Regions from separate parts of the Homo sapiens genome. Here region 1 is linked to region 2. Evidence: chromatin loops called from intact Hi-C (ENCODE). Cell type or tissue: PC-9. All regions are shown on one strand. Each heading gives the region's core, and the rest is flanking DNA. Links, peaks and the distances in the headings are about the cores only. Region 1 overlaps CTDSPL (CTD small phosphatase like). Region 2 holds the start of VILL (villin like).

Region 1 (5,376 bases), core at 52-5,051, 55 kb before region 2:
TCTCCCTTCCAGTTCTGTCTTCTATTTTCCCGATTTCTCTCCCAGGGGACAACCAGTTAGTTATAAATATTTCCAGAGATACTCTTTACCCATATAAGATTGTACATATACATGTGTTTTAAAATTTTATTTAATTTTGTATTTAGAGGTTAATGGTAGCATGCTACATGGACCTAGCAAGCTACTGTATGCACCTTGCTTTTCTCATTTACTGTCTCTTGGAGTATGCTCCATTCTCAGTAGGCAATATAGTGCAGAGATTGAGAGCACAGACCACTGGGTTTGAACAAACTCCACTCTTTACTAGCTAAGTCATCTTGGGCAAGTTTTCTAACTTCTCTGGGCCTTAAGTTCTTCATCTATAAAATGGATATAATAGTCCCTACCTCATAGGCATAGAATGACTGTAAGTATTAAATGAGTCAAGATACATGAAGTATATAGAGCTTGGCACATTTTACATAATTATTAACTATTACGAATACATATGGAGCTGCATCCTTCTTTTTAACACCTGTATAATATTCTACACTGGATGTATTATATATTTTATTTTGTCTGACCAGTCTCATATTGATGGACAACTAGATTGTTCCTAGTATTACTGTTGCAAACAAATTGCAGCATTTGCTGTGATGTATATTTTTAAAGGAAACAACATAAATGTCCAAAGTTAGTTTAATTATGGCACAGTATATGTCCATATGATGGAATAAATCAGAATAAGATTGTAGCTAGGTGTGGTGCTCAGGTCTGTTATCCCAATATTTTGGGAACCCAAAGTGGGAGTACTTCTTGAAGCCAGGAGTTAGAAAACAGTCTGGGCAACATATGGAAACCCTCTCTCTACAAAAAAAAAATTCAAAATATTAGCCAGGAACAGTGTCATATGCCTGTAGTCCCAGCTATTCAGGAGGCTGAGGTGAGAAGATGGCTTGAGCCCAGGAAGTCAAGACTACAGTGAGCCATGATTGCACCACACACTCCAGCCTGGGCAACAGAGCGAGACCCTCTCTCTTAAAAAAAAAAAAGAAAGAAAGAAAGAAAAGATGGTACAATGATATCTCATGATATGTGAAAATGTTTACATTTTATTAAGTAGAAACAAACACTTTTGAATTCTTACTAGATTTTTCCCATAATAAACATGATATAGATTGTACGAATTTAGAAATAATAGAAAAGTATAATCACCTTAGCCCCGTGATCCAGAAATAGCCACACTCAACATGTTGGTATATTTTACATAATCTCTCCTTCTGAAAACTTACACTAATTATTTTATGGGAAGCAAGAGTTACCATCTTTGCTAAAAGTAGCAGGGAGCTGTGAATTGGGTTCCCCAAATAGGGGGTTGGCCATATGTGGATGGCGTAGGTTAAAACTACTTGGAGGAGGGAGGCTTGCAGTAGACAAGAGGGATTCCTGGGAAAGTGGCGCTCTTTGAGCTATCTCTGGAAGGATAACAGGAGCTATTCCTTTTGAATATATCAGTCATTCTCATTGTTCTGTGTTTCCGTCCATATAGTCATTCACTCAGTAAACATCTATTATTAGAGGCCTATTTTATACCAACGTGTTTCTAGGTCCTAGGGGACTCAGATATGAACAAGATAGGTAAGGTCCCTGTACCCCTGGAGCCTACCCTCCAGAGCTTGTACAGACATTCATTACCGACTTACAGACATAGGGTATGTGTGCATGTGCCTGAGATGCTTCATCTCATACTGACCACAGACACTTCCCCGCATGTCTTCATAATGATCATCTCTTGTGGCTACACAGTGTTCCCTCCAGTTGCTATGTGCTGATTTTATTAACTATTCCTACTCTGTTGGACATTCATATTGTTTGCATGAATACTTCATAGTCTTTGGCACGTTACTCAACTGCTTTTCAAGTGAATTGTCCCAGTTTACAGAGCAACCAGCAACATGTGAGTGAATGGGCCTGTGCCATGAAAATCTCACCACCATCGTCTATATGTTTTTATCATTTCTATTCATTTAATAGGTTAAAAAAAAAACGGGGCCTTGTTGTTTAAACTTCTTTTATTTGATTATTGTTAAATTTTAACCTTTACTTCCTCTTAAGTGCATTATCTGTTCACATCCTTTGTTCTGTTACTTATTTTGGCTCTAAATGTTATAAACAGACTCTGTGCAGTGATGGCTAAGGGCTCAGATTCTAGACTCATACAAATCTGGTTTATGTCCAGCCCTGCTACTTAGAAGCTATGTGACCTTGGTCACAGGGGTTTAGGGAAGTGCTGAGGCAAGGAAGGGCATTTCCAGCAGAGGAGCTCTTCTGAGAAGCAGAATTAGTGAGAGGTTGGTGGCCTGGGTACATTTAAGGTGTGGTGGGACCTTGTCTGGCATCATCTAATAAGGCTACCAGGAGTATTATGGGTTTGTTCTGGAGTAGTTTTCAAACGTGGCATTTGGAGTGAAGGCAGGCAGCATTGGGCCTCAGATTCAGAGTTTCTCTATGGAAATTAGATCAAAACCTACAAGAGTCCCAGGGAAAGGTAGGGAGGGGCAAGTGGGAAAGCTGGGAGCCCTGGAGTCAGGTTGTTCTGGCTTTGAACCCCAGCAATCCCGATGCATAGTTGAGAATAGGTACTTTGAGTCTCTGTTTTCTCATCGGAAAATGGGTTGGTCATGTCAGTATTGCATACTGTGAAGACCAGAAACGATTTATGTCAGGGGCTTTGCACACACAAATAAGGCACTCAACAAATGTGGGTTGTTATGAACCCACAGTGGATGGGGAAACACATCTGCCTTTGTGGAAGATGAGAGCAGAATCCCTCCTGACCATTGTTAAGCCATCAGCCTTGCTCCTTCCCTTGGTTTGTCACTGCTGGAGGGACTACTGCCAGTACTGCAGTGGGAAAATGAGCTTTCAAAGGTACGTTTCTTTTATAGAGTGTCCGGTAGGAATTCCCTGGGGACATTTATCTCATGGAAATAGGAGAAGGACTGACTGGGTATCTCAAAAGGTGACTCTTAGTGACTGAGTCTCTTTTCTAGAAGAAAAGGATGTTTGGATTCTCAGCAGCCACATCTGCTTTTGAACTCTGTGCGGTTTGTGCCCTGGCCTCTTACCACTCCCAACACTCCCCCTTTTATTCAAACAGAGGACAGTTGTGTTTGTTGACCACTCTTTCAGGGTGGGAAAGGAATGTAATGTATGCATAGACTGCCCAGAATTTCCTGTTAGACACCCATTCCAAACCACGGCCCTGGGATGCATTCCAGAGATTACGGCCCAATTCTCAAAGAGAAGAAATGGCGCATTCATTTAAATGTCCCTGGCCTTCAGAAAGAGTTCCTCCTCTCCCCAGTTAAAAAAAAAAAAAAAAAAAAAAAAGGTGTTTAGCTTATTCCGTAATAATGTAGTTGTGAATTCAACTCTATGATTTCTTTAAGGTTGTAATGGCTCTGACCTTCCCACATGTGAAGAAATAGCCTTCACTTGGGCAATTTCAGTGTTCAGTTTTGTAGCATTAACAGCATTGATGTCCCCACTGATGCTTGGTACAGAGCATATGTTTAATGTTCTGCTATAAATACTTGAACAATGTAAATCTGCGATGGATTACCTTCTTAGTTCTGCTCTTGTGATGAGAAAGAAGCTAGTTTGAGGGCAGGCTTTTGGTGCTTTGAATCATTAGCAGTACATTTGGTGTGTTGTCAGAGAAAACCAGACCTGGGCAGTAGTTAAAGCAGCAAAAGCAGATTTTATTGAAAACTGTTGCAGTAGAAGGAAAGAGACATCAGTCCAAAACCAGGCTCAATTCTGAATACAGCATGGACAAGTGAGTACTCACAGCCAAGGAGTAGGATGGGAGTCAGTGGATAGAAAACTGCTAAGAAGAAACATCAGAGGTAGGGGGGCTTGTGGCTTATCTGACTGCTATGGTTTAGACGTGGTTTGTCCCCACCAAAGCTCATATTGGGGTGCCGTTGCCATTGTAGTGGTGTTGGGAGGTGGAACCTAATGGGAGCTGTCTGAGTCCCAGGGACAGATCCCTCATGAGTAAGTAAATACCATCTGGCCTGAGTGAGTTCTTGCTCTTATGGGACTGGATTAGTTACCTTGAGAGTAGGTTGTTATAAAGAAAGGCTCCTCCTCACGTTTGCCCTCCCTCCTTCTATGCATACCCCCTCCACTTTGTGCTTTCCACCATAAGTTGAAGCAGCGCGAGACCCTCGCCAGCTGGGCTACCCAGTCTTGGACTTTTCAACCTCCAGAATTGTGAGCCAAATAAACTTCTTTTCTTTATAAATTACCCAGTTTCAAGTATTCTGTTACACCAGTGCTAAATGGAATGAGGCACTGAACTAACAGGATTCTTGATGAAGACAAGCCAGGGTAGATCAGTCATCACCTGGGAGATGGTGGAGGGTGAGGAAACCAATTATGTATCAAGAGCAGTCAGATATGGAGGATGGAGGATTCTTGCTAAACTGATTTAGCAGGGATGTTGCTAAATTTGGATTTTACAAGGAAGTATGCAGGTGGACCTAGGAGTTTAGGAGTCTGACTGAAGTTTGGTCAAGCAAAGAATCTTTGTCAGTGTTAAGTCAGTTTTCTTCTGAAAATTTTATCATGCTGGGTCTTCAGGGATCCGGCCCCTGTGCCAGCACATTTATATTGTGAGAGGCTGGCTCGGCACCATAGAAATGAAAGGCAAGCCTTTGTTTTCTGTAGCTACCAAGTTGTAGTTTCTTCACTTGAGGAGAAACTTGAATGTTGAGGGATGGATTCATAGTGAGTAGCAAACATTTCCACCTACATTCCAGCTACTCTGATCTTGTCCTGAACTCCTTTGATTGTGTAGAGGTGTGTGGGGTGCTGGGAGTTTTAGGTCAGATCACAGATAGGAGAGATGGAAGCTGTGTATGGGTGTGGGTGGGTATGCTCAGGAATGTGAGTATGTGAAGCTCTGAATCGGTGCAGACCTCAGAGGTTTGGGTCCTGAAGCCAGGGGTTAAGGATGGTTCCAAAGCCTCCCCCGTCTTGAATCTAAACCAGATCAGAATGAAAGAATTATAAAAAGTCACTGGTTATATGGCATGGGCAGATATCACACTAATTAAGAAATGCTGGCTATTTGGGGTCAACATTTCAACTTCTGGATACTGAAGGGAACCAGTTAGGTCAGGAAGTACAAGAGAAATGCACCCTCAGCCTATGATATGAGCTGGATGTGGACCCAGTTGTGCCTCCATCTGTTGGCATAAACATAAACATCTGTTGGGTAGCTCTTTAGACCAGTCTTCTTGGGCCACTGAAGGACCAAGCCCCACTGTCAGCTTCAGTGGACTTTGCCCTGAACATTTCATGTTTTTTGTTTTTTTGTGGGTTTTT
Region 2 (5,376 bases), core at 245-5,244:
AAAGGGGTCACCCCCTCAGCTTCTCAGAGAAGGAGGACTGAGCCCAGTAAAGGGTCCAGATACACACACACACACACACACTGGGTCAGGCGCAGGCCACAGAAACATGTCAGCAAACGTTTTATTAAGCAACTGCAGTGCGCCAGGCACCGTTCTAGACACAGGTGGACAACAGCAAGGCCCTGCCCACAGTGACTCACAGTCCAGCTGGGACACAGACACTAACCAAAGATCCCACTTAGCAAAGAGACCAGCTTCTTGGAGCACCACGATGAGGAAAGTGGTGATGTCTGAGGAGGGAGACTGCTGTGGCTAAGGAGGGCGGGAAGGGCCCTCTGTGGGGCTGCCATTTTGGCTGGGACCTAAATGCAGTAAAGGAGCAGCTACGGGAATATAGAGAGTGGGGCTTCCAGGCAGAGAAGCCTGCAGTGCAAAGGTCTGCAGACAACGACCTGGGCGTCTTCAAGGGACACAAGGAATCATATTGCCAGAACACAGTAAGCCATGGGGAGAGTGATGGGAGAGGCAGCCGGGAACGGCCATTGAGAGTTTCATCCCAGTTTTAGTGGAAGCCACTGGAAGGTTTGGGGAGGGGGGTGATGTGAGCGGGTTTATGGTTAAATTCTGAGGTTGAATTTTCCCTCTAGTTAGTCAAAATCATAGAAAATAGAATGGTGGTTGCAAGGGGCTGGGGGCAATGGGGAGTCTATGTTTAATGGGTGCAGAGTTGCAGAGTTTCCGTTTTGTAAGATGAAAGAGTTCTGGAAATGGTGGCAGTGGTTGCACAACAATATGAGTGTCCTTAACACCACAGAACCGTATACTTAAAAGTGGATACAGGCCGGGCGTGGTGGCTTACGCCTGTAATCCCAACACTTTGGGAGGCTGAGGCCGGTGGATCGCTGGAGGTCAGGAGTTCGCAACCAGCCTGACCAACATAGTGAAACCCCGTCTCTACCAAAAATACAAAATTAGCCGGGTGTGGTGGTGCATGCCTGTAATCCCAGCTACTCAGGGGACTGAGGCAGGAGAATCACTTGAACCCGGGAGGCGGAGGCTGCAGTGAGCCAAGATCATGCCATTGCACTCCAGCCTCGGCAACAAGAGCAAAACTCTGTCTCAAATAAATACATAAATAAAAAGGGGATACAATGGTAAATTTTAAGTATATTTTACTACAATTTTTTAAATCTTGTGAAAAAAAGATTTTTTATATTTTACCACAATTTTTTTAAATCTTAGGAAAAAAGATCCCTCTGGCTACTGTGGTAGGATGGTCGTAGCGGCCAGGCAGACCCAGAGACACAGAGGGAGGCTGGCTCCGGAGCAGGCAGGAGGCGTGAGAGGGAGGGCCAGGCCCAGGATCCACCATGAACCAGCTGCCGACGGGCCAGTGGCTTGCGGGAGAGAGAAATCAGGGCAACTCCAGGTTTGGGGCCTAAGCACCCTCTGGATGTTCACACTGAACGTGTTCCTGGGGCTCAGAGAGGGTAGATCTGGGAGGGGCCTGAGGCGATGTTAAATGTGAGACCAAACGTGCTGGGAGAGATGTGACAGACGGAAGATGGAGACTTAGGCCGGGGCAAGGTTCGGGGGAGTTGGGTCAGGGAGACACTGGCGTTTCCATGCTATTTGCAGCCTTCAGACTGGAACTGGGAAGGAAACTGGAAAACAAACAGGAGTGAAGGCCCAAGCTCTGCTCCTGCTGCCATTTAGAGGCCTGAAGGAGACAGGTGGAGTGAGAGGGGAAGGAACAATGGTGACTGAACTGACTGCCGCTTGGTTGACAGCGGGCATTGGTGACTTAGGAAAGAGCCATTGCCAGGGAATTCAAGAACAAACAGAGCGGGTGGGCTGAGGGGAGATGGGGGAAGAGTCGGTGGGAAGAAGTGAGGACACAGAGTCTTCCTGGGCACAGAGACAAAAAGGGACAGGGAAACGGGTATGCACAGGTACAGTGGACACACTGCCACTGTCACAGACAGGGTCCCTGTCCCAAGTGGGGATCAGACAGACATGCCAGGATACAGGCACACACATGAGGTCGGACAGGCAATGGCACACATGGGGACGAGCCAAATGCCTGTGACACAGGCATCCCTTCACACACAGGGACCCTGCATTGTGTCTGTTAAACACAGTCACACACTAGCTGTAGGTCTTGCTGGACACAGACTGCCCCCGAGTCCCCAAGTCCCCAGACCCCTGTAACAGAGACCTTTGTGGGGTGAAGACTGAACACAGGGAGAGGGTCTTGGGCAGTGGGCAGGCTTTAGCAGCGTGGCTTTGATGGGATGGCCCACGCTGGCTGGGCCTTGGCTGGGACTGAGGCCCTAAGCCGCCAAGAGGAGGTTGTGCCCCTGGAGTTTCTGGAAGGCTCTGTTTGCAGCCCCTCCACCCCACAGTGAGAGAGAGAGAGTGGCAGTGGAGTGGCAGCTGAGGTGAGGGAGAGGTGTCTTCGCTGCAAGAGCTGGACTGGCCTCTCCCATGATGGGTATCAGGGTTCCCTGAGGAGGGCTGTGCCAGGCAGTGAGCTCACATTTGGGTAGGGACAGCAGAAATATCTAGAGGGAGCCCTGACCACCTTCCCCTCCTGAAGTGAGCTGGGTCTCACAGAGCCTGACCCCACAGCCCCCAGCCTTGGTCCTACTTCCTCCTAAAGTTTGCTGGAGTGGCCTGGCCCTCTTGGTCCAGGCGGAGCCCACCACTCCGGGTGAGGGATCAGGGGCCCATCTAGTACTCCAGAGAAGGAAATCCCAGTATCTTCCACACCCCACCTCTTAGCCCAGTCCAGGCCTCCATCCCCTGCTCTCTCTGGCCACTGGTACCCAGGCAGTGAGACCTGGGAGACTTAACCATAGCCCTGGGGAGGGCGCTGGTCCCGACGGCTTGCTCGATATTTGTTGACTGGCTGACTAAGTGAATGCCTAGCCCGCTGAGCACTGTGTGGTGGGGTGTGTCCTGCAGGGCAGGAGCTAGGATTGAGTTACAGTGGTGGGGACCAGGAGTAGGGAGGCAGAGACTGGCCCCGTGCCAGGCCTAGCACTGCCCACAGGCAGGGCGAAGGCGCGGGAGCAGTTTCCAGCAGGTAGGCCTGGGCAGAGAGTTGGGGGGCGGGGGTTTCCAGGGAACCAGTGGGGCAGAGTGGGCTATTCAAGTCAAGGGCATAGAGCATAGGGTCCCAGGGCTCAGGGCCACAGAGCCTCCGCGGCAGAATTGGGAGGCGGCAGCAGCCCAGCAGGTGAAAACACTGATGGGGCAGGGCAGCTGTGGCCGGCAGCCCAAGGGGAAGAAAGTGGCAGATTTTGTAGATGGGCAGGGAAGTCCGTGGCCCACAAATTCAGTGTGCCTGCCCCCAACCCTGGCCCCATCCTCCTTTCCCCTCACTCTAGAGGGCGGCACCACTCCCTGCTCCATGGAAACTGAGCAAGGTAATCTCGGGCTCCCTTCAAAGGTACCCACAAAAGAAGGAAGGGCTCCTGTAGGGAGAGAAAGAGGCACTGGAGGAGGGAGAAAGCGAGGAGAGAGGAGGCACCCAGGGACACGAGGGGCAGGGGGAGAGAAGAGGGGGTGTGTGAAGCGGGTAGGGAGTGCCCCGGGAAAGAGAGGGGAGCCTGGGGAAGAGAAGGAAAGACCTGGGGAGGAGGGTGGGGAGGGAGAGAGGGAGGGGTGTAGGGGAAGACAGGGAACCAGGAAAGGAGGAGGTGCCTGGGGAGGAAAAATGGGAGAAAAAGGGAAGGATCCCAGGGGAGAGGGGAAATCAGAGGGGAGAAAGAAGAACCAGGGGGAGGCAGGGGCACCCAGTGGGGACAGAGGGAAACCCTGGAAAAGCGGAGGCGTGGGGCATGGGGAGAGAAAGGGAAACCAGGGAAGGAATTGGGCATCCGGAAGAGAAAGGGGCCCTGAGTGGAGGAAGTGCACCCCCAGGGAAGAGAAGGAGGGCTTCTAGGAGAAGGGAGAGGACCAGGGATAGGAGGGTTCCCACTTGGGAAGGTGGTGAAAGGGAGTTCCCCAGAGGAAAGAGGGCAGGAGGGTTTGGGAGGCTGGAGGGGGCACTGTGGGGGGTTCCCCTGAGGAAAGAGGGCAGGAGGGCTTGGGAGGCTGGAGGTGGCACTGTGGGGAGGGAGGAGGCCCCCAATCTTTGAGCACCCATTCCTCCCTGGAGTCCAGGTGAAAGAGAATGAACACAGGTGCCATGCGAGTGCGACCTCAGCCCTGGCAGCTGAGGGCTTGGCTCTACGGGCTGGGGCTGGATATCAGACGGGCTCCCGGACCCCTGGGGGCGATGCTGCCTCTCCCAGTGACACCAGCCGAGTCCCAACTTTTTGGCTGCCAGTTTGACTTTCCAGTCCCCCATGTGCCCTGGTTGACACTGTTCTGAGGCCATCCAGTAGTCTTTCTGGCACTCTGTCACCATGTTGTACTCTTCCATGAGCTACAGCTCACAGTTTCTGTCTGCACCTCTGGTCACTGCCTGCCTGGGCCTCTGGTAACTGTCACTGGTCACTATTTCTGCCTATTACTCAGTGTCCTTCTACGGGGCCACCACTGGTGGACATCCTGCTTGTCACCCAATGTCCTCACGTTTTCTGTTGCTTGAGATCACCTTTTCATGGCCACTATGTCTGCCTGTCACTCATGTCATTGTCACACCAACAGGCCATCAACTGTGGCAACAGTTCTTGGGGCAATTAGGGTGCACGGACGGCTCCCTTCTCTATTCATTTTCACTCAGTCCAGTCGCAGGGCAGCACACTTCACTCATTCAACAAGTACTTACTGAGTACCTGCTGGGGGCCGGGCAGCTGGGATCCCACAGTAAACAACAAGACAAACCCCTGCCTTCAGGAATCTGCTGCTCTGGTGAGGGAGACCATAGCCAACAACCATCCTATGGTTTCCATAGGGTGTCGGGAGGAGCTGTGAGCTGTGACGGACCCAGCTCTAACCCCCTAGAAGGACAGCCCACTCTGCCCCTGCTCCCCTGCCCCACAGCCTCCTCCGCTCCCACATTTCTTTGGCTACATGTTGGGTGTTGCCACAGTGTACTGTGAACTCACCAGGGCCAAACCAGGGGCCCTGACAAAGGTGTAAGGAATGTGAGCCACTCTATGACACCTATTGTGCCACACCTGATTCTGTAACTCTGTCCCCTCACCTTGTTCTGCCTGGAGCCAAGGGTGTTCCTGCTATTGATAAGACACAGTGGGAGTGGAGGGGGAGGAGGGAAGGACTAACACACCAGGGTCACCCTGAGTGAGAGATTCAGAAAGAAGTGACTTTTGGACCAAACCTCACACACAGGTTTCTGAAGGAGTGGTGCAGGGAAGCCTCAGGTAATTGAATATGAAGTGCCAAGACATAACAAAATCGACA

Evidence for each region. Hi-C counts contacts between places; a loop is a spot of excess contacts. Peaks named below come from ENCODE experiments on the same cell type or tissue, not always from the same donor. Only the 100,000 strongest peaks of a DNase experiment are listed, where the experiment ranks them.
Region 1: it touches region 2 in a loop (5-fold over the local background); 4 of 110 quality-filtered maps call a loop at or near these places.

Annotation. Positions count from the first base shown.
Region 1 is chr3:37,933,309-37,938,684 of GRCh38, forward strand. The region is part of intron 1 of CTDSPL (CTD small phosphatase like); the gene reads left to right. Among named protein-coding and RNA genes, the nearest start is that of MIR26A1, 33 kb to the right of the region's middle. RefSeq lists an enhancer at 1,999-2,143 and a cis regulatory region at 2,065-2,078. In PC-9, for the core only: no CTCF peak of the experiment used is centred there; a DNase peak (open chromatin) is centred at 3,173; H3K27ac peaks cover 4,197 bases.
Region 2 is chr3:37,987,742-37,993,117 of GRCh38, forward strand. VILL (villin like) reads left to right here and starts at 3,045. Exons shown (of 20, transcript NM_015873.4): 1 at 3,045-3,088. RefSeq lists an enhancer at 5,057-5,351. In PC-9, for the core only: CTCF peaks have their summits at 2,820 and 3,023; DNase peaks (open chromatin) are centred at 2,960 and 5,120; H3K4me3 peaks cover 2,598 bases; H3K27ac peaks cover 2,639 bases.